Linked DNA regions of Homo sapiens: regions 1 and 3 are each linked to region 2. The links are chromatin loops, found by intact Hi-C in ENCODE. Cell type or tissue: heart left ventricle. All regions are shown on one strand. Each heading gives the region's core, and the rest is flanking DNA. Links, peaks and the distances in the headings are about the cores only. Region 1 overlaps RBP7 (retinol binding protein 7). Region 2 overlaps NMNAT1 (nicotinamide nucleotide adenylyltransferase 1). Region 3 overlaps KIF1B (kinesin family member 1B).

What was found. Peaks named below come from ENCODE experiments on the same cell type or tissue, not always from the same donor. Only the 100,000 strongest peaks of a DNase experiment are listed, where the experiment ranks them.
Region 1: a loop joins it to region 2, with 2.2 times the contacts of the local background. A loop is called at or near these places in 14 of 110 quality-filtered maps.
Region 3: it touches region 2 in a loop (2.7-fold over the local background); 19 of 110 quality-filtered maps call a loop at or near these places.

Annotation. Positions count from the first base shown.
Region 1 is chr1:10,001,080-10,008,127 of GRCh38, forward strand. RBP7 (retinol binding protein 7) reads left to right here. Exons shown (of 4, transcript NM_052960.3): 2 at 6,491-6,669. Among named protein-coding and RNA genes, the nearest start is that of RBP7, 7.4 kb to the left of the region's middle. RefSeq lists a silencer at 6,218-6,418. In heart left ventricle, for the core only: no CTCF peak of the experiment used is centred there; no DNase peak of the experiment used is centred there.
Region 2 is chr1:9,946,513-9,953,560 of GRCh38, forward strand. The region is part of intron 1 of NMNAT1 (nicotinamide nucleotide adenylyltransferase 1); the gene reads left to right. It also overlaps the pseudogene RN7SKP269 and the pseudogene TMEM274P. Among named protein-coding and RNA genes, the nearest start is that of NMNAT1, 6.6 kb to the left of the region's middle. In heart left ventricle, for the core only: a CTCF peak has its summit at 3,981 (motif pointing right); a DNase peak (open chromatin) is centred at 3,989; H3K27ac peaks cover 481 bases.
Region 3 is chr1:10,334,811-10,341,858 of GRCh38, forward strand. It overlaps KIF1B (kinesin family member 1B), which reads left to right. Exons shown (of 49, transcript NM_001365951.3): 29 at 1,847-1,932; 30 at 2,264-2,393; 31 at 2,561-2,723; 32 at 4,959-5,049. Among named protein-coding and RNA genes, the nearest start is that of PGD, 61 kb to the right of the region's middle. In heart left ventricle, for the core only: a CTCF peak has its summit at 3,439 (motif pointing left); a DNase peak (open chromatin) is centred at 5,191; H3K4me3 peaks cover 283 bases; H3K27ac peaks cover 437 bases.

The DNA.
Region 1 (7,048 bases), core at 1,377-6,376, 55 kb after region 2:
AGTGATGCTAAGGGTCAAATAAGTCACCAGCAAATACACAGCACACATCTCATGATGTGCTCCAGCTGGCATCTCATTTGAGGGCAGAAAATCACTCCCTTTTGTCTAAAAACTAGTGTTCAGGAACTGATCCTGCAGCTCCCACCCGGGCTCTGGCATCACTCTCTCCCAGCATTTGCCAAACCGCAGTGAGAAGAAAGGCAGCTTGTCTTTGCACAAAGAAGCAAGTTTACTTGGGTTTTTTGAGATAGGGTCTTGCTCTGTCGCTCAGGCTGTAGTGCAGTGGTGCGATCATGGCTCACTGCAGCCTTCACTTCCTGGGCTCAGGCGATCCTCCCACCTCAGCCTTCCAAGTAGCTGGGACAACAGGTGCATACCACCACACTTGGCCAATTTTTCAATTTTTTTGTAGAGACGGTGTCTTGCTGTGTTGTCCAGGCTGGTCTCAAACTCCTGGCCACATGCAATCCTCCTGCCTCTGCCTTGCTTGGGTTTTAATATTTGGAGCTAACCTGGGATTTGGGAGTTCCTGGTGTACCCCCACAGCAGCCAAGGACACTGAAGGTGCGTGCTTCAGAAATGGAGAAGCCCCATGTTAATGCCCACAGATATTGACTAACTTGTGCAAGTCCTCGCCTTTAGTCCTGTTATGAACCCAAGAAGGTGGTGGTGTTACTAACTTGTCCCAGATTACTGTGTACACTGGGATATATTTATTTAATTTAATTAGTTTATTTATTTATTTATTTATTTATTTATTTATTTTTGAGACAGAGTCTCCCTTTGTTGCCCAGTCTGGAGTGCAGTGGCACGGATCTTGGCTCACTGCAACTCCGTCTCCCGGGTTCAAGCAATTCTCCTGCCTCAGCCTCCCAAGTAGCTGGGATTACAGGCACACGCCCCCACACCCCGTTAATTTTATATTTTTAGTACAGACAGGGTTTCACCACGTTGGCCAGGCTGGTCTCGAACTCCTGAGCTCAGGTGACCTGCCTGCCTCGGCCTCCTAAAGTGCTGGGATTACAGGCATGAGCCACCACATCTGGCCCTACACTGGGATTTAAAGGGATCCCTTCTTGCCTTCAACCCACATTGCCTTGAGATTAGAAGTGGCTTTGAGATTGAAGGTTAATATAAACATCTGAAGCTTAGATAAATGTACGTTTGTGTGGACTCCTTTGAGATCCTACCTTCAGGTGTATATGCTCACACATTTGTAATAGCACGTGCATCAGGCTGTTCCCTCCTACTCGAATGTCTTATTTTCTATTTAACATAATCTAGTAGATGAAAAAGCATGGCTTGACCTGGGTAACAGCCTTATGAGGAATATGGCCTTTTGGACTGTTGGACTGTTGAGGTTCTAGTAAGTGTGGACCTGGCAGAAAGTGACCAGAACTTATGCTAATTTATTCATTTTATTTTATTTTTATTTTTTGAGATAGGATCTCACTCTGTTGCCCAGGCTGGAGTGTAGTGGCACCATCTTGGCTCATTGCAACCTCCTCCTTCTAGGCTCAAGCGATCCTCCCACCTCAGCCTCCCCAGCAGCCAGGACTGCAGGTGCACACCACCATGCCCAGCTAATTTTTATTTTATTTTTTGGTAGAGATGCGGTTTCACCATGTTGGCCAGGCTGGTCTTGAACTCCTGGCCTCAAGTGATCTGCCTGCCTCGGCTTCCCAAAGTGCTGGAATTACAGGCCTGAGCCACTGGACCTGGCCCAGAACTTATGCTAATTCAAAGTAAATTTTGGTATTTAAAGAGGCCAGCCTTGTAACTGCAAATCTGTGAAGTGACAATGTTGCAACATGGTAGTGAGGTAGGAGGCAGGGCTCAACTCCAGAAGCCAGAAGCGGGGCTTGGGACAGCGGACCAAACTGAGGACTAACTAAAACAGGGATAGGATGGAAGCAGCTTTTCATAAAACACATAAAACAGTGTGCCATATCAGTTTACCATTGCCATGGCAACACCTGGAGTTAGCACCCCTTTCCATGGCAATGACCAGAGGACCCAAAAGTTACTACCCCTTCCCTAGAAATGTCTGCATAAACCACCCGTTAGCCGGGCATGGTGGCTCACGCCTGTAATCCCAGCACTTTGGGAGGCTGAGGTGGGTGGATCACCTGAGGTCAGGAGTTCGAGACCAGCCTGGCCAACATGGTGAAACCCATCTCTACCAAAAATACAAAAATTAGCTGGGCGTGGTGGTGGGCACCTGTAGTCTCAGCTACTCAGGAGACTGAGGCAGGAGAATCATTTGAATCCGGAGGCAGAGGTTGCAGTGAGCCAAGATCGTGCTGCCATTGCACTCCAGCCTGGGTGACAAGAGCAAAACTCTGTCTGAATAAACAAACAAACAAACAAACAAAAACAAAAAAACCACCCCTTACTCTGCATGTAACTAGAAGTGGGTATAAATATGACTACAAAACTGCCCTGAGCTGCTACTTTCTGCCTATGGGGTAGCTCTTTTCTGCGGGAGCAGTCACAGAGCTGTGACACTGCTTCTTCAATAAAGCTGTTTTCTTCTCCCTCTGGCTTGCCCTTGAATTCTTTCCTGGGCAAAGCCAAGAACCTCTGCAGGCTAATCCCCGCTCTGGGGCTCACCTGCCCTACATGAGTAGTGCAAATTGTAAATTTGCTAACAACAAATTGCCTCACATATTTTATTTTATTTATTTATTTTTTGAGATGGATTCTTGCTCTGTCACCTAGGCTGGAGTGCAGTAGCGAGATTTCAGCTTGCTGCAACCTCCACCTCCCGGGTTCAAGAGATTCTCCTGCCTAAGCCTCCCGAGTAGCTGGGATTACAGGCACCCCCCACCACGCCTGACTAATTCTTGTATTTTTAGTAGAGATGGGGTTTTGCCATGTTGGCCAGGCTGGTCTCGAACTCCTGACCTCAGGTGATCTGCCCTCCTCAGCCTCCCAAAGTGTTAGGATTACAGGTGTGAACTACCACGCCTGGCCTGCCTCACAATTTTTTTTTTTTTTTTTTTTTTTTTAGATGGAGTTTTGCTCTTGTTGCCCAGGCTGGAGTGCAATGGCGGGATCTCGGCTCACCGCAACTTCCGTCTCCCCGGTTCAAACAATTCTCCTGCTTCAGCCTCCTGAGTAGCTGGGATTGCAGGCATGCCCCACCACGCCCAGCTAATTTTGTATTTTTAGTAGAGACGGGGTTTCTCCATATTGGTCAGGCTGGTCTCCAACTCCCGACCTCAGGTGATCGCCCACCTCTGCCTCCCAAAGTGCTGGGATTAAGGCATGAGCCACTGCGCCCAGCCAGATTGATGGATTGATTGATTTTGAGATGGAGTTTCCCTCTTGTTGCCCAGGCTGGAGTGCAATGGTGCAATCTCAACTCACCTCAACCTCTGCCTCCCAGGTTCAAGCGACTCTCCTGCCTCAGCCTCTGGAGTAGCTGGGATTACAGGCATGCGCCACCATGCCCGGCTAATTTTGTATTTTTAGTAGAGACGGGGTTTCTCCATATTGGTCAGGCTGGTCGCGTTGGTCTGCCCGCCTCGGCCTCCCGAAGTGCTGGGATTACAGGCATGAGCAACCGTGCCCGGCGCCTCACAGATTTTAAAAGCGTAACTCTAAACTCATTGTTAGTCTAAAGTTATTGGGTTTTGATTTGCTTACATAATAGGGTTTAAGGAAAGTCAGCAGTAAGTTTGGCTTGGTCATATTAATAATAGGAAATGAGCCTGAGTAACATGGTGAAACTTCATCTCTACCAAAGAAAAATTCAAAAATTAGCCAGGTGTGGTGGCACATGCCTGTAGCCCCAGCTACTTGGGAGGCTGAGGTGGGAAGATCTCTCGAGCCTGGGAAGCAAAGGCTGCAGTGAGCCGAGATTGCACCACTGCAGTCCAGCCTGGGCAACAGAATGAGACCCTGTCTCAAAAAAATAATAATAATAGGAAGTGATTTTAAGGTTTTGGTCTCAATACTTAAATATTTAAATATTGTTGAAAACCAGTAAAGCCTGGATCATATTGCATCTCAAACTAAAAACTGGAGTTCTAGATTTAAACACACACACACAAGCTTTTTTATTTGCAGCTGAGACTACAGGCATGTACCACTATGCCCAGCTGTTTTTTTGAGATATTTGTTTGTTTGTTCATTTGTTTGTTTTTGAGATGGAGTTTTACTCCGTCCCCAGGCTACAGTGCAGTGGCTCGACCTCAGCTCACTGCAACCTCCGCCTCCTGGGTTCAACTGATTCTCCTGCCTCAGCCCGACCCAGGTGTGAGCCACCATGCCCAGCCTCAGCTGTTTTTATTTTTTTATAGAAATGGGGTCTTGCTATGTTGTCCAGGCTGGTCTTGAACTCCTGGGCTCAAGTGATCCTCCCACCTTGGCCTCCAGAAGTGTTGGGATTACAGGTATGAGCCACTGTGCCTGGCTACAAAAATTTTTTCTTAGGATGAGGACATTTATACTATTGTTTTATTTTTGGTTGTTGTTGTTTGGGTTTTTTTTTTTTTGAGACGGAGTCTTGCTCTGTTGCCCAGGCTGGAGTGCAGTCGCACGATCTCGGCTCACTGCAGCCTCCACCTCCTGGGTTCAAGCAATTCTCCTGCCACAGTCTCCCGAGTAGCTGGGATTACAGGGGTGCACCACCATGCCCAGCTAATTTTTGTTTTTCAGTAGAGATGGGGTTTTGCCATGTTGCCCAGGCTGGTTTTGAACTCCTGACCTCAGGTGATCCACCTGCCTCTGCCTCCCAAAGTGCTGGGATTACAGGCATGAGCCACCACGGCTGGCAGAATCACGTCTCATCTCTAACTCCTCTCCTTCCTCCTCCCTCTCCCCGATTCTGCGGCAGATACACTAGGCTCCTCAGAGTTCCCGAAACACACTGGCACACCCTTCCTCAGAGTCCCAGGGCTCCCTGGATTTCTGCCTTAAACTATTTTCCCAGAAATCTGTGTGGCTTGATTCTTTACTTCTTTCAGCTCCCCGCTGAGACGTCACCTGGCCATTATTTAAAATAGTGGTGTTTATTTCTAGCTACATAATATGCTCAAAGGCAGTAAGTGGAACTGGGATTCCAAACCCTGATCTTCATCTTCTTAGCATTCCATGTTTCCCTGTGGAACTCTTCTTTAAAGCTTATTTAAGAATTCTAGCCGAGCAGGGTGGCTCATGTCTGTAATCCCAGCACTTTGGGAGGCTGAGGTGAGAGGATTGCTTGAGCCCAAGAGTTCGAGACCAACCTGGGCAACATAGTGAGACTTGATCTCTACAAAAAAATATTTAAAACATTTCCAGGCATGGTGGCATGTGCCTGTAGTCCCAGCTATTCGAGAGGCTGAGATAGGAGAATCACTTGAGCCTGAAAGGTTGAGGCTACAGTGAGCCATGATTGCACCACTGCACTTCAGCCTGGGTGACAGAATGAGATCCTGTCTCAAAAAAAGAAAAAAATTATAAATACATAGTAGTATATAGCTGGGTGTGGTGATGCAAGCCTGTAATTCCAGTTACTCAGGAGACTGAGGCAAGAGAATTGCTTGAACCCGGGAGTGGAGGTTGCAGTGAGCTGAAATCGTGCCACTGCTCTCCCCAACCTGGGCGACAGAGTGAGACTGTGTCTCGGAAAAAAAAAAAGAAAAAAAAAAGTATATACGTGTGTGTGTGTGTGTGTGTGTGTGTATATATATATATAGAGAGAGAGAGAGAGAGAGGTATATACATGAATCCAGTGGTTTTTGAGTTTTGTTTTCATTCTTGTTGAGAAACTGTTCAAATGCTCTCTTAATTCAAAGTGTAAATACATAAGGCAGAAAAAGGCAGAGTTATGACTGAGGCTGGGTTGGGGGGCCTAAGCCCTGTCCCTTTGGTTTTCTTTTTCTTTCTTTTTTTTTGAGATGGAGTCTCGCTCTGTTGCTCAGGCTGGAGTGCAGTGGTGTGATCTTGGCTCACTGCAACCTCCGCCTCCTGGGTTCAAGCAATTCTCCTACTTCAGCCTCCAAAGTAGCTGGGATTACAGGTATGTGCCACCATGCCCGGCTAATTTTGTATTTTTAGTAGAGATGGGGTTTCTACATGTTGATCAGGCTGGTCTCAAACTCCTGACCTCAGGTGATCCGCCCTCCTCAGCCTCCCAAAAGTGCTGGGATTACAGGTGTGAGCCACTGCACCTGGCCTACAGTTTTTATTTTTTTATAGAGACAGGGTCTTGCTATGTTGCCCAGGCTGGTCTCAAACTCCTAAGCTCAAACAATCCTCCTGTCTTCTGTGTCCCAAAGTGCTGGAATTACTGCACCTGGCATTTGCAAACTTTTTAATCAGGCTGTGGTTGGCAGTTTGCCAAGACGATTCCTTGTAGATCTGATTTTGGCAGCAAACAACATAGAAGTCGTACAGGAAATGCTAACAATTACATGTGGTGATTTTGAGAACAGCTACCAAATTCTTCACTTTTGTATCTCAAGCGAATGTTCAAATATTTTTAAAAATTATTTTTAAGGTATTGACTTTGCCACTCGTAAAATAGCCAAGTTGCTGAAGCCACAGAAAGTGATTGAGCAGAATGGGGATTCTTTTACCATCCACACGAACAGCAGCCTAAGGAACTACTTTGTGAAATTTAAAGTTGGAGAAGAATTTGATGAAGATAACAGAGGCCTGGACAACAGAAAATGCAAGGTAAAATGTAAAGAAATGCCAGGTGCGGTGGATTACGCTTGTAATCCTAACACTTTGGGAGGCCAACGCAGGCGGACCACCTGAGGTCAGTAGTTTGAGACCAGCCTGGGCAACACGGCAAAACCCTGTCTCTACAGAAAAAAATTCAAAAAGTAGGGGGGCGTGCTGGCAGGAGCCTGTAATCCCAGCTACTTAGGAGGCTGAGGCAGGAGAATCACTTGAACCCGGGAGGTGGAGGTTGGTTGCAGTAAGCCAAGATCGTGCCACTGCACTCCAGCCTGGGTGACAGAGTGGGACTCCATCTCAAAAAAAAAAAAAAGCAGTAAGTAGGCTGTTGATTTTGCAAGGGTAACTTGGCATTCTACTTCGTAACACTTGA
Region 2 (7,048 bases), core at 1,295-6,294:
CTGGGACAGATGAAACTTGAGTGGCTAACAAGAAGTACCAGGAGCCAAAGGCTCTCTGAACACTTGGGCCTCTTTTAAATGTCTGCCTTAAATAGCTTGTACCATTGTAAGTCTTGCATAATGGGTGAGAACATGAACTTTTAGAATCAAAGATGTCACTCTAGGTGTGGTTGTATTTGGAGTAAGGAAATAATTAAGGTTAAATGAGGTCATAAGTGTGGGGCCCTGATCCGATAGGACTAGTGTCCTTATCAGAAGAGTGAATGGAGAGCTTGCCCCTTACCCTTACATACTGAAGAAAGATTATGTGAGGACTAGCAAGAAGGTGGCCATGTACAAGACAGGAACAGAGCTGCCACCAGAGACCAAATTGGCCAAAACCTTGATCTTGGGCTTCTAGTCTCCAGAATGGTGACAAAGTAAATTTCTGTTGTTTAAGTCACCCAGTCTGTGGTATTTTAGTATGACAGCCCAAGCAGACAAATACACCATCTATATGCAGATACATCCAAATCTCTAGTCTGTTGTATGTCTGTACCTCTCCCCTGAACTTGGCTTTGTTCTCCACTTGCCTACTTATTGTCACCACTTGGATATATAATAGATGTCTCAAACTTCACTTCTCTGTAAACTGAACTCCTGATAGTCCCCTCAAGCCTACTCCATAGACATCTTTCTCTTCTCTTTTTTTTGGAGACAGGGTCTTGCTGTGTCGCCCAGGCTGGAGTGCAATGGCGTGATCATGGTTCACTGCAGCCTTGAACTCCTAGACTTAGGTGATCCTCCCACCTCCGCCTCCCAAGTAGGATGTGAGGGCAACCTGGCTGTGACATCTCTCACCCCGTTGATCACCAGGGTTGATCCGGCTGATCTGGCTGGCTAGGCCGGTGTCTCCTTCCTCCCTCACTGCTCCATGTATATCCCTCCCGAAGCTGCACACTCAAGTCGAAGAGAACGACCATCCCCAATAGAGGAGGACTAATCTTCGGTCAAGGGTATATAAGTAGCTGCGTTCCCCTGCTAGAACCTCCAAACAAGCTCTCAAGGTCCCAGGTAGCTAGGATTACAGGCACACGCCATCATGCTTCACTATCATTCTCTTCTCAATTAAAGGTAATACTGTTCTTTTAGCTGCTTAGGCCAAAAACTTTTGGAGTCATGCTTGACTTTTCTTTCTTTCACAGCCCACATCCCATCCATTGCAAATCACATTGGCTGTATGTTCCAAATACACCCAGAATTGAGTGACATCTTATCACTTTGCTACCACCATCAGGGCCAGGTCAGCATCACCTGTCACCTGGATTATTGCAGTAGCCTCCCATCTTATGTCTTCACTTGTACCCTTGCCTCTCCCTACATTCTGTTTTCAGCTTCAACTGCTAGAGAGATCCTTAAAAATATGTCAGATCATGTCACTCCTCTGCTCAAAGCCCTGCAGTGGTTGATGAGGTCTAGAGAATGTGTTGTTTCTAAATAATTTCTGTTAATCATGGTAATATAATTACTTCAAAGGAATTTCATTCTTATTGTGTGATTGCTCGCATTTCTAATTCCTAACTTAGTGCTGTGTCTGGGATGTGGAAGGTGGTCCGAAAATGTTGGTGGCGTCAAGGGATAGTGGGTATATATTAGGTAACCTCTCCAGATGAGAACAGATGAACAGTCATTTCCATGTGTTCAGGTGCTGTGCCTGTCAGAGATACTTTGGGAGATTTTATACTGAATACGTTCTTCTTGCCCATTAGTACTGTTCTTTTTCTCAAGAAATGGAGTTGTCGGCCAGGTGAGGTGGCTCATGCTCGTAATCCCAACACTTTGGGAGGTTAAGGTGGGCGGATTGCTTGAGCCCAGGAGTTCGAGACCAGTCTGGGCAATATAGTGAAACCTTATCTCTACAAAAAAATACAAAAGAGTAGCCAGGTCTGGTGGGGCATACCTGTAGTCCCAGCTACTTGGGGTAAGGGCTGAGGTGGGAGGATGGCTTGAGTCCGGGAGGTGGAGGTTGCAGTGACTGTGCCATTGTATTCCAGCCTGGGTGATAGAGCGAGACCCTGTCTCAAAATGAAGTGGTATCCAGTCCTTAATGACATTGGGACCATTTGTGAGTAACTAGTCCCTAACAAAAATACTTCAGAATTTTTTTTTTTTTTTGAGACAGAGTTTTACTCTTGTTGCCTAGGCTGGAGTGCAATGGCCCCATCTCAGCTCACTGCAACCTCCGCCTCCTGGGTTCATGTGATTCTCCTGCCTCAGCCTCCTAAGTAGCTGGTACAGGCACCCGCCACCATGCCTGGCTAATTTTTTGTATTTTTAGTAGAGACGGGGTTTCACCATGTTGGCCAGGCTGGTCTCGAACTCCTGACCTCAGGTGATTCACCCACCTGGCCTCCCAAAATGCTGGGATTACAGGCGTCAGCCACTGTGTCTGGCCCGGAATTGTTAAATATACACTGAAGTAAAAAGACAAAACACGGCTGGCCATGGTGGCTCACGCCTGTAATCCCAGCACTTTGGGAGGCCGAGGCAGGTGGATCACCTGACGTCAGGTGTTCAAGAGCAGCCTGACCAACATAGTGAAACCCCATCTCTACTAAAAATACAAAAATTAGCCGGGCATGGTGGCAGGCACCTGTAATCCCAGCTACGTGGGAGGCTGAGGCAGAATCGCTTGAACCCTGGAGGCGGAGATTTCAGCGAGCCGAAATCACACCACTGCACTCCGGCCTGGGCAACAGACCAGGACTCTGTCTCAAAAAAAAAAAAGAGAAAGACAAAACACAATGCAGGTCACTTAGCTATTTTCTCTAGAAAACAATTAGCTGTCATGATGCAGAAGATTGTTATAATCTATAAGGGGGAGGTTGTGGTTATTTTTACTCTAAAATCTTCCACTGCTTTTTTTTTTTTTTTTTGAGATGGAGTTTCACTCTGTCACCCAGGCTGGAGTGCAGTGGTGCAATCTTTGCTCACTGCAACCTCCACCTCCTGGGTTCAAGCGATTCTCCTGCCTCAGCCTCCCGAGTAGCTAGGATTATAGGTACACACCAAGAGGCCCAGCTAATTTTTGTGTGTGTATATATATATATGTATGTGTATATATATAATTTTTTTGTTTTTTTTAGTGGAGACGGAGTTTCACCATGTTGGCAAGGCTAGTCTCAAACTCCTGACTTCAAGTGATTCGCCCACCTCGGCCTCTCAAAGTGCTGGGATTACAGGCATGAGCCACCGTGTCCGGCCCCACTACATTCTTAAAGAAGCAATAAATTGACCTTGTTTAAATACACAATCTGAATTACTGGGGTCTTTTGAAACTAAACCTTTGTTCATTACTAAGATTTCTATTTTCCTTCCTCTTTTTCAGCACTTATTTCTATAGCAGTCTCCCAGCTGATGCCACTTAACTTCATTGAACAAAAAATGAGGTTTAGAAAATCACAATAATCATTGTGAAAGTATTTGATAGGAGATCTTTATTTGGGGTGAATTGGGTTATGATGTCAGTCCTGTGATTTCAGCGGAACTGTTTCTTTTTATCCATTGTCAGTGAGTGCTCATTAATACTTAAATGCAGCTTTCTTTTTCTTTCTTTTGAGACAGAGTCTCGCTCTGTCACCCAGGCTGGAGGGCAGTGACGCAATCTCGGCTCACTACAACCTCTGCCTCCCGGGTTCAAGTGATTCTCCTGCCTCAGCCTCCCAAGTAGGTGGGATTACAGGCACCTGCAACCATGCCCGGCTAATTTTTGTATTTTTAGTAGTGACAGGGTTTTGACATGTTGGTCAGGCTGATCTCGAACTCCTGACCTCAAGTGATCCGCCCGCCTTGGCCTCCCAAAGTGTTGAGATTATAGGCATGAACCACCACGCCTGGCATAATGCAGTTTTCTACTAAATGACTGATTTTGACATGCTTCCTGTTATTGGCCCTGCTGTTCAGCTGAAATAGCAGGATAGGAGATGGTCGTGTGATGGCCGATAGGTGGCAGTGCTGCTGGGACAGGCCCAGCCTGGTAGAGACGAGTATCTCAGACAGGAAAAACAGGACCCAGATGGCTCAGACTGTTGGGTTAGCATCTGGCCTTCGACAGGTCACCCTGGCCCGCCAGATCAGCCCCAGGCCTGACAAAAGCACTACAGGATAAAGAATAGGATCTCATTAAATGCAGTGGAAGTAACGTGAGAAGGATGGCTTTTCATATGCCATCCTAACCCTCCCCTCCCCCCGTTTTCTTTGCTTTGCTTTTCATACTTCTTAGCTTCTTGGATCTCTTGCTTTAAGAGGAACTAGGGTGTGGGCACAGTGGTTCACAGCTATAATCCCAGCACTTTGGGAGGCTGAGACGGGTGGATCAGTTGAGGTCAGGAGTTCAAGACTAGCCTGGCCAACATGGCGAAACCCCATCTCTACTAAAAATACCAAAATTATCCAGGCATAGTGGCACACACCTTTAATTCCAGCTACTGGGGAGGCTGAGGCAGAAGAATTGCTTTAATCCAGGAGGAGGAGGTTGCAGTGAGCCAAGATCACGCCACTGCACTCCAGCTTAAGCAACAAAGTGAGACTCTGTTTCAAAAAAAAAAAAAAAAGAGGAACTAGAGCTTAATATTCTCCTTGCAACATCACAGTCACAGTGCTGGTTGAGTAGTTACTTGCCTCGAAGGACTGGTAAGCCTTTGACAAGGATTGGTTACTTGGGAAGTTTTCTTGCTTACCTGTAGAAGTTAAGCTGCTCACCGACAGGAGCACAGACAAGTAGTAAAGTTCAGGGGTTGTTGTTTCCTACATTTGAGAGAGAAAAGGTGCTATGAGGAATACTTTGTCTTTTAATCAGAATGTGTTAAAAATGTTTTGCCACAAGGATTTAAATGAAGGTGCCAATTTAGCAAGAAATAGAAGTCTTGCTGTATACTGTGCCAAACCCAATCCAACAGCTTCAGTTTTTTTTTGTTGTTGTTGTTGTTGTTTGTTTGTTTTGAGGCAAGATGTTGCTTTGTCATCCAGGCCAAAGTGCAGTGGTGTGAGCATGGCTCACTGGAGCCTTGACTTCCTGGGTTCACGGGATCCTCCTGCCTCAGCCTCCCAAGTAGCTGGGACTACAGGCACGTGCCACCAGGTCCAGCTAATTTTTGTAATTTTTGTAGAGATGGGGTTTCTCCACATTGCCTATGCTGGTCTTCATCTCCTGGGCTCAATCGATCTGCCTGCCTCAGCCTTCCAAAGTACTGGGATTAGAGGCGTGAGCCACTGTGCCCGGCCTGTTTCACTGTTGATTAATATCTTAACTACTTTTCGAAGCTCTAGTAAAGTAGAATTCACCTACAAAAACAAAAATCTCTTGTAGAATTTTTAAACTTTCCCCAGTGAAATGTTTTAACTGTGACATGTGCCTAATCAGGTATTCCATCTCCACATATCTCTTCTTTTGGTGTCAGTAGAAAATAAATATTGAAGACATATTATTTACAGCCAAACTTTCAGATTAAGATAAGCCTTTAGAAATTCTTTGTTTATGGCTCACGCCTGTAATCCCAGCACTTTGGGAGGCCGAGGTGGGTGGATCACGAGGTCGGGAGATCCAGACCATCCTGGCTAACACAGTGAAACCCCATCTCTACTAAAAAAAAATACAAAAAATTAGCCGGGCATGGTGGCGGGCACCTGTAGTCCTAGCTACTCGGGAGGCTGAGGCGGGAGAATGGCGTGAACCTGGGAGGCGGAGCTTGCAGTAAGCACAGATTGCGCCACTGCACTCCAGCTGGGGTGACAGAGTGAGACTCTGTCTCAAAGAAAAAAAAAGAAATTCATTGTTTAAAAACATACACAGTCTGTTGCCAAAACTGTTAACACCATAGTGCAGACTCCTTAACTGAAGGATCCCACACCAAATGCAGAAGACATCCACTTCAGTGCCCGTGGCAATGGCTCCATCTGAACAAACTGCACAGTAAAACCTAAAAAGACAGAGGAACAGCATCAGTTTTTAGGTTTAATCATCTCAGAAAGAAACATATTCTTTGTTTTTTTGTTTTTTTTTCTTAAGACAGAGTCTCACTCTGTCACCCAGGCTGGAGTGCAGTGGCACAATCTCAGCTCACGGTGACCTCTGCCTCCTGGGTTCAAGTGATTCTCCTGCCTCAGCCTCCCTAGTAGGTGGGATTATAGGTGTGCACCACCACTTCTGGGTAATTTTTTGTATTTTTAGTAGAGACAGGGTTTCACCATGTTGGCCAGGCTGGTCTCGAACTCCTGACCTCAGGTGATCTGCCCACCTTGGCCTCCCAAAGTGCTGGGATTATAGGCGTGAGCCACCACGCTCGGCTAGAAACATATTTGAGCCACCACGCTCGGCTAGAAACAGATTCTTGAATGCAAACCTAAATGCAATTTGTTTCCTTCCCTTCCTGCTGTGGAACAGAAATGTCCAGTCTGGGCAAACTAATTTTTCCTTTGATATAGATTGTATGCATGTTTTTTTTTTTTGAGACGGAGTCTTGCTCTGTCGCCCAGGTGGAAGTGCAGTGACGTGATCTTGACTCACTGCAACCTCTGCCTCCTAGGTTCAAGCAATTCTCCGGCCTCAGCCTCCCGAGTAGCTGGAACTACAGGTGCCCGCCACCACGCCTGGCTAATTTTTTTTGTATTTTTAGTAGAGACGGGGTTTCACTGCATTATCCAGGATGGTCTCGATCTCCTGTCCTTGTGATCCACCCACCTCAGCCTCCCAAAATGGGATTACAGGTGTGAGCCACTGTGCGCGGGCTTTTTTTTTTTTTTTTTGAGACGGAGTCTTGCTCTGTTGCCAGGCTGGAGTACAGTGGCGCCATCTCAGCTCACTGCATCCTCTGCCTCCCAGGCTCAAGTGATTCTCCTGCTCCAGCCTCCTGAGTAGCTGGGATTACAGGCCTGCACCACCACACCCAGCTAATTTTGTTTTTTTTTTTGAGACGGAGTCTCACTCTGTTGCCAGGCTAGAATGCAGTGGCATGATCTCGGCTGACTGCAACCTCTGCCTCCCGGGTTCAAGTGATTCTCCTGCCTCAGC
Region 3 (7,048 bases), core at 1,370-6,369, 390 kb after region 2:
TTCCCAAGTATCACAAATAGATCCTGCTTAGTCCAGACTACTGCTACTTTGCAATAATGGGGTAAAGAGATTTCCTTAAACATGTTAAAGAACAGCTCTTGCATTAACTATATAAAAGTCATTGGTGTGTTGTTTTTTTTTTTTTTGAGACAGGGTCTCACTTTGTCGTCCAGGCTGGAGTGCAATGGTGCAATCATATCTCACTGCATCCTTCACCTCCAGGCTCAGCCATCCTCCCACCTCAGCCACCTGAATAGCTGGAACTACAGATGCACACCACCATCCCAGCTAATTTTTAAGTTTATAAATTTTATAGAGTTGGGGTCTCATTATGCTGCCCAGCATAGTCTCGATCGAACTCCTGAGTTCAAGTGATCTTCCTGCCCTGGCCTCCCAAAATGTTAGGATTACGGGTGTGGGCCATTGCACCCGGCCAGTCATTGGCCTTTTATTTTGTTTTGAGACGGAGTGTCGCTCTATTGCCCAGGCTGGAGCGCAGTGGCACAATCTCAACTCACTGCAATCTCTGCTTCCTGGGTTCAAGCGATTCTCATGCCTCAGCCTCCCTAGTAAATGGGATTACAGGTGCCCACCATCACACCCAGGTAATTTTTATATTTTTAGTAGAAACGAAGTTTCACCATTTTGGCCAGGCTGGTCTGAAACTCCTGACCTCAGATGATCTGCCCACCTCGGCCTCCCAAAGTGCTGGATTACAGGCGTCAGCCACTGCACCCAGCCTGGCCTAAATAATATATCTTAACTGCTTCATTATTAACAAAGGATTGTTAGGCCTTTGTCTTGCTTAGTTGTTGTTTTTTTGTTTGTTTGTTTTTTTCTCAGAGTACTTGTAATAGACATTTGTTTGGCTGTTGTTTTGTAATGCACGGGTCAAGCTGATATAAGCTGATTGTGGTGGCTCGTGCCTGTAGTCCCAGCTACTTGGGAGGCTGAGGCAGGATTGCTTGAGCCCAGGAGTTTGAGGCCAACCTGGGCAACATAGTGAGACCCCATCTCTTAAAAAACAATTGAAAAAAAAAAAAGATTTTGGTATTTTCCATTTTTCCATGATCCAGCCTATGTTCTGAGGAAAGAATGTGGTCATTTGCTGTAATCTTTCTGTCTTAATTCCCAAATGCTGGGCTGTGTCCAGTGACCTTTCAGCCTTTCCCCTATGGAAACTTGTGACACAATCACCAGTGTTGAGTATATGGAAGTCTCCTCCACAAGTACAATATAATATTTTCAAATACTTGTTGGGTATTATTGACTATTATCTTGCCAGCATGGAGACAGTCAGGATTTCTAGGTATGACATTTGAACAATCTCAAGAATAAAACTGATTCTTTTTTTTTGAGACGGAGTCTCGCTCTGTTGCCCAGGCTGGAGTGCAGTGGTGCAATCTCGGCTCACTGCAACCTCCGCCTCCCGGGTTCAAGCAATTCTCCTGCCTCAGCCTCCTGAGTAGCTGGGATTACAGGTGCCCGCCACCACGCCCGGCTAATTTTTGTATTTTTAGTAGAGACGGGGTTTCACCATGTTGGTCAGGCTGGTCTCGAACTCCTGACCTCGTGATCTGCCCACCTCAGCCCCTCAAAGTGCTGGGATGACAGGCGTGAGCCACCGCACCCGGCCTGAAACCGATTCTTTATTGACTAGTCTCATTTGAGCTGAGGAAGTTGATAAATCTACATGAATAGAGTGCGAAGCAGCCCATGCCGTGTTACTACTTTGGTATCATTCTCTCATGCCAAAGACTTGAGTTTATAATCCAGCAAGAGCTTTTTCCCTCCCTCCCCCTGTGTAGTCTCACTCAATTCTTGCTAATTTTTTTTTCTGCTTTAGCGGATGAAGAAGCTCCTGATTATGGCTCTGGAATTCGACAGTCAGGAACAGCTAAAATATCTTTTGATAATGAATACTTTAATCAGGTGAGAAACCGTCAGGAAGAAGGAAAACCCTGTGGAAAGAGAAAGAATGTTCAGCATTGGAGATCAGTTCTCCTGTAAAACTGAAAAATACAGGGTGCTGGTTGCCACAGAGTAGTTCAATAGAATATGGGACATGTCTAACAATTATGAAGGTAAAGGTGTATAGACTCAATATTCATATTTTATTCATTGCCTTTCCTCAGACAGCCCTCAGTCCATATAATTTTCCAGTCACTATTATTTGTTGGACAGATAAACAGAAGTAAGGCAACTGGGGAAAAATACGTTTTTATACTACTTTACCATGTATCTGCCCCTGCCTTTTTTTCAGAGTGACTTTTCGTCTGTTGCAATGACTCGTTCTGGTCTGTCCTTGGAGGAGTTGAGGATTGTGGAAGGACAGGGTCAGAGTTCTGAGGTCATCACTCCTCCAGAAGAAATCAGTCGAATTAATGACTTGGGTATGTAGACATAGTTTACTGTGCTTGGGGACATTTTCGACAAAGGGAAAATATTGACCATTATCAAGGGACATAGTGGCCTTCATCAACTAGGAATGGAAAGCATGCCCAACTCCCTCCTCTTTGCATTATTTGAACCATCTGTGTCTTCATTTGACCCTCTTTAGATTTGAAGTCAAGCACTTTGCTGGATGGTAAGATGGTAATGGAAGGGTTTTCTGAAGAGATTGGCAACCACCTGAAACTGGGCAGTGCCTTCACTTTCCGAGTAACAGTGTTGCAGGCCAGTGGAATCCTCCCAGAGTATGCAGATATCTTCTGTCAGTTCAAGTAAGCTGCCCCTTTGCTCTGCCTCCCAGCTAGCTGCTAACCGAGGTGACATCTCTTGTGCACTGTAGAGTGCTTTACATGTGTGAGGGATTAACACTCTTGAGACAAAGACTGATCAGTCTCTGAAGGAAAATACTTTCATCACTCCTATGGGAGTGAGAACCAGAAACCTGTCCTGGAATGCAACAGGGTTCCCTGGCAGGAGGAGCATGCTGCACATCCTGCTGCAGGGCTCTGCTGTGAGCGGTCCCCCTTTACCAGGAATGTAGGGTCTGATCACATAAGCCTGTTGATGAGTCTTTCTAGTCCTCTTCATGTTGAAATGTCTTATTAATAAGCCTGAAAGCAATGACTTATCTAGCTAGCAATTACGCCTATTTAATACTCGGGAAAAGGAAAATTTAAACAATGTAAAGAAGGATAAATTCTACATCAACTGAAAAAAGCTAGTATGTAGGGAAGATGTGATACCTCTCATTTCTCATCTACATAGGACTTGCTCTTTCCCGCGGCCCTCTCAAACCCTGTGCTCTGGATGCTTTCTTCTCAAGACTGCCCCAGGAAAACATTTTTTTGTGAATCTTCAGTTTTAATACCTCCAAACTTCAATTTGTCTTTTCAGTACTTGGAAAGGGCCACAGTACAAGAGACTGAAGTGTGACCCCTCCATACCTACCGCCCTCAGTTTGCCACTGGTGCCACCAAGAGGCTGCTTTGGGTTCTGCCATCCCTCTCCCCTCAGAATGTGCCTTGGCCGTCCCATGGGTCCTAGTGCAGTTTATAAAGCTTTTGTATAGGTTTTATCACAGAAAATTGAGTCAAATGTGATTTAAATTAAATGTGATCACTATATAGTAAGCCACTAATATCATTTGCTACAAGTCATAGTTGTTGGAATATTACCCATTGAGCATTGATTTCACCTATTTAATGTGTTTTCACTCATACCCTCAAACTTAGGGCAGGATAGTGTTCACCAGATGAATCTGTTTTTTGGAACTGTTGCTATTATTCTAATCAGGCAACTGATACGTTTTATGGAAAACATCTATTTGGTTAACTGATGTCTGAAGTGACAATAATAGTGAGTTGACCTTTGTCCTACAATCTCCTAAAAAGAGCAGCATCTCTACCTGGTGTTAGCTCTGGGGAAAAGGGCATGTTGCTTCTGTTGAAAGCAGCCTCAAAGGCGTCCTGTGTTTTTATAGTCGCTCCTCTGGCCTGTGCCGGGAAGGTATGGCTGCAGAGCACTGTGAATGAGTTCACCTGTCGTCAGGGAACCCCAGGAATGCTGCGGTGCCAGCAATACAGGAATCAGGGATTTGGAGCACTTGGCAAAAGCATGCTAGTGTTCTCAGACGGGTGAACTAATTTGGAAGACAACAAGTTCATATTACCAGTCTGTCTGTCCCCCCAGTTGAAAATAGTTTCTTTTTCTCCATTTTTTCTTGATGGAAGGGGTGTCCTTCTGATGGATTTTTCTATCTGGCAGTAAATCTTTGTGTTGGGTCCTCTTTAACTGTGCAGTTCTTTTTATTTCAGACTAATAATAGGGAGAGAGAGAGAGAGAACGATAACATCTCACTATCTGTGAAAATAACTAAATATAGCCCATTGTTTTAACAAATCTTTCCAGAGTATCTTCTGTGTGTCGAGACCTGTGGGAAAACGCTTGCTGTCTGGGGGAGAGAGGCATATAAATACATTATTACAGTGAAATCATTGCTATTAAGGAAAAAAACATTACTAGTAATGTGGGAACACAAAGCTGCCAGGGTAAGTCAGGAAAGACTGCCTGGAAGAGGTGACATTTGAATCCACAACAGACTCTTATGTAACTATGCCATCCACAGGCTCTCGCACTAACTGTGGAAGCTTGAGTCTGCTAAATTTTGTCTGTACAAAATGACATTGTTTTTATTTTTAGTAAAAAGCTTTTACAAAGGAAGAGGAGTTAATTGAATGTACTTCTTCACTCTCTCTAAAGCATTCTTGCATATACCTCCATATAGCTAAGTGATCAGGGTCAGTTAATTTTTCAGTCATTTTTGAAATAAAATCTAAAATGCCCTCTGTGCAATATGGAAAAGGTTCTTGACAAGGAAAGTAAATAACTTAAAGAATCTGCTTAAGTGGAATGCTTCTTTCTGTAGGATCCACATTGGGCTCTTGAAAGAGATTCTGATAAAACCGTTTAATGCATTGTTCACGAGTCTTTTTATTTTTTTTATGAAGCTTTTTGCATCGCCATGATGAAGCATTCTCCACGGAGCCCCTCAAAAACAATGGCAGAGGAAGTCCCCTGGCCTTTTATCATGTGCAGAATGTAAGTGACATGGACCTTTTTGCCAAACATATGTTTTTCTGGTACCTTGGCTTTCTCAGCCCGGGAAGGGTGATAAGAAGAGGTACAAGTCACTGGCTGTGCAGGGGGAGAGTAGACAATAGAGGGCGTGGCTAGAGTGGTGAGGTCATCCACAGCGGCCTGAGCAGCAAGCCTTCTTGTCTGTGTTACAGTGGGCCTAGTGAATGTGGGTTCGTCTGCCAATAAAATCTTCCATCAGTTTGAATGCAATGAGTTGTTTTAGTGTTTCTGTCCTAGAAAAATAAGCATGCTTAATAAGAGTTTTATTAAAGTGAATGCATTGTCCTTTAAACCCTAAGATACTTATGTTGCTCGATTGCAAATAACATAAAAAATATCAAATACCTTCTGTAGCTAAATTAAGATTTAGATCTGTTTTCCTTGCAACTGATAGTATAATTAACACATTAATGCCCTTTACAACTGTATTCCTACGTGGAGTAAGAAAACAGACCCTTCCCTCTCTTACGTGAAATTTCATTCAAACTCTATTCCAAAGTCATTATCCTCATCACAATAGCTAATATTCACTGAGAGTTTATTTTGTGTTAGTCACTGTTCTGAGAGTTTTTGTGTAATTTAATCTTTACCTTTATACCATAGATTAAGATAATCCCTGTGTTAGCTGAGATGACTGAAGCATAGAGCAATTAAAGTCACTCATCAGGCTGGGCGCAGTGGCTCATACCTGTCCCGGCACTCTGGGAGGCCGAGGCAGGTGGATCACTTGAGGTCAGGAGTTTGTGACCAGCCTGGCCAACATGGTGAAATCCCATCTGAGACACGAGAATTGCTTGAACCCAGGATGGGGGGGTTGCAGTGAGTTGAGATTGTGCCACTGCACTCCAGCCTGGGCAAGAAAGCGAGACTCCCATCTCAAAAAAAATAAAAAAGTAATAATAAAAATAAAGTTACTCATCAGTGTTACAAGAGGCAGAGATAGGACTTAAGCTCAGAGAAATTTAGCTCTGGTATTCAGGATATTCACTACTACATGAAACTGTCTCTCATTCTCTTGCTAACCATGTCTGCTCTCTAAAGTAAGAGAGGAAAGGAGAACTTCAAAGATGGAACAAGCAAACACAAAATATGCCATCTTCTTTTTCATGTTGGTATAAATATAAGCAAGCATGTATCTGATAAACTTTGATCAGCTGCTGTGCACAAGGATTGTGCCTGACAACTGGGGAATGCAGATGAATCTCAGATGCTCCCAGTGAGCTTCGAATTACGATAGGGGAAATAAAATGCATACATAAACACCAGTCATGCAAAGATGAACATGAGAAAATATTCACTAAATGCAGTGGGAGTGGAGAAAGGGAAAGTTATTTCTATTAATGGAAAGCTATTTTAAGTTACTTTTTGTTGGGGAGGATAGTTGGGTGGAGAAAGGGGATAGGAAGCTCCCTGAAGGATGTAGTATAAGCAAGAAAAGGTGTGTCAAACTTGGCATTGTGCCTGGCACATAGGCCATAGTCAGTACATGCATGGATGTGCTGGAAGGGCCTTCCAGGCAGGGTTGCAGCCTGGGCCAGTCCTTGGCACAGCTGAGGAGAGAGCAGGTGAAAGGAGCAGCAGGTGAGTGAGTGAGCCAGAATAGTAAGTGTGGGAAGGACAACAGGGGCCAAGATCAGTTGAGGCAAAGTATGGAAGATCTTGAATACCTGAAGCTGGGAAAAGTTACTTTAGAATTAAAAACAACATAGGGGATCCCCTGTTTTTTGTTGCAAGAGTCCTGCATAGTAAAATACCCAGCAGATACTGGACACTCAGCAGCAGTAAAATTGGGCCAGGCATAGTGGCTCATGCCTGTAATCCAGCACTTTGGGAGCTGAGGCAGAAGGATCAGTTCAGCACATGAGTTCAAGACCAGTCTGGGAAACATAGTGAGATACTGTCTCTACAAAAAATTGTTTTAAATTAGCCAGGCATGGTGGTGCATGTCTGTAGTCCTAGC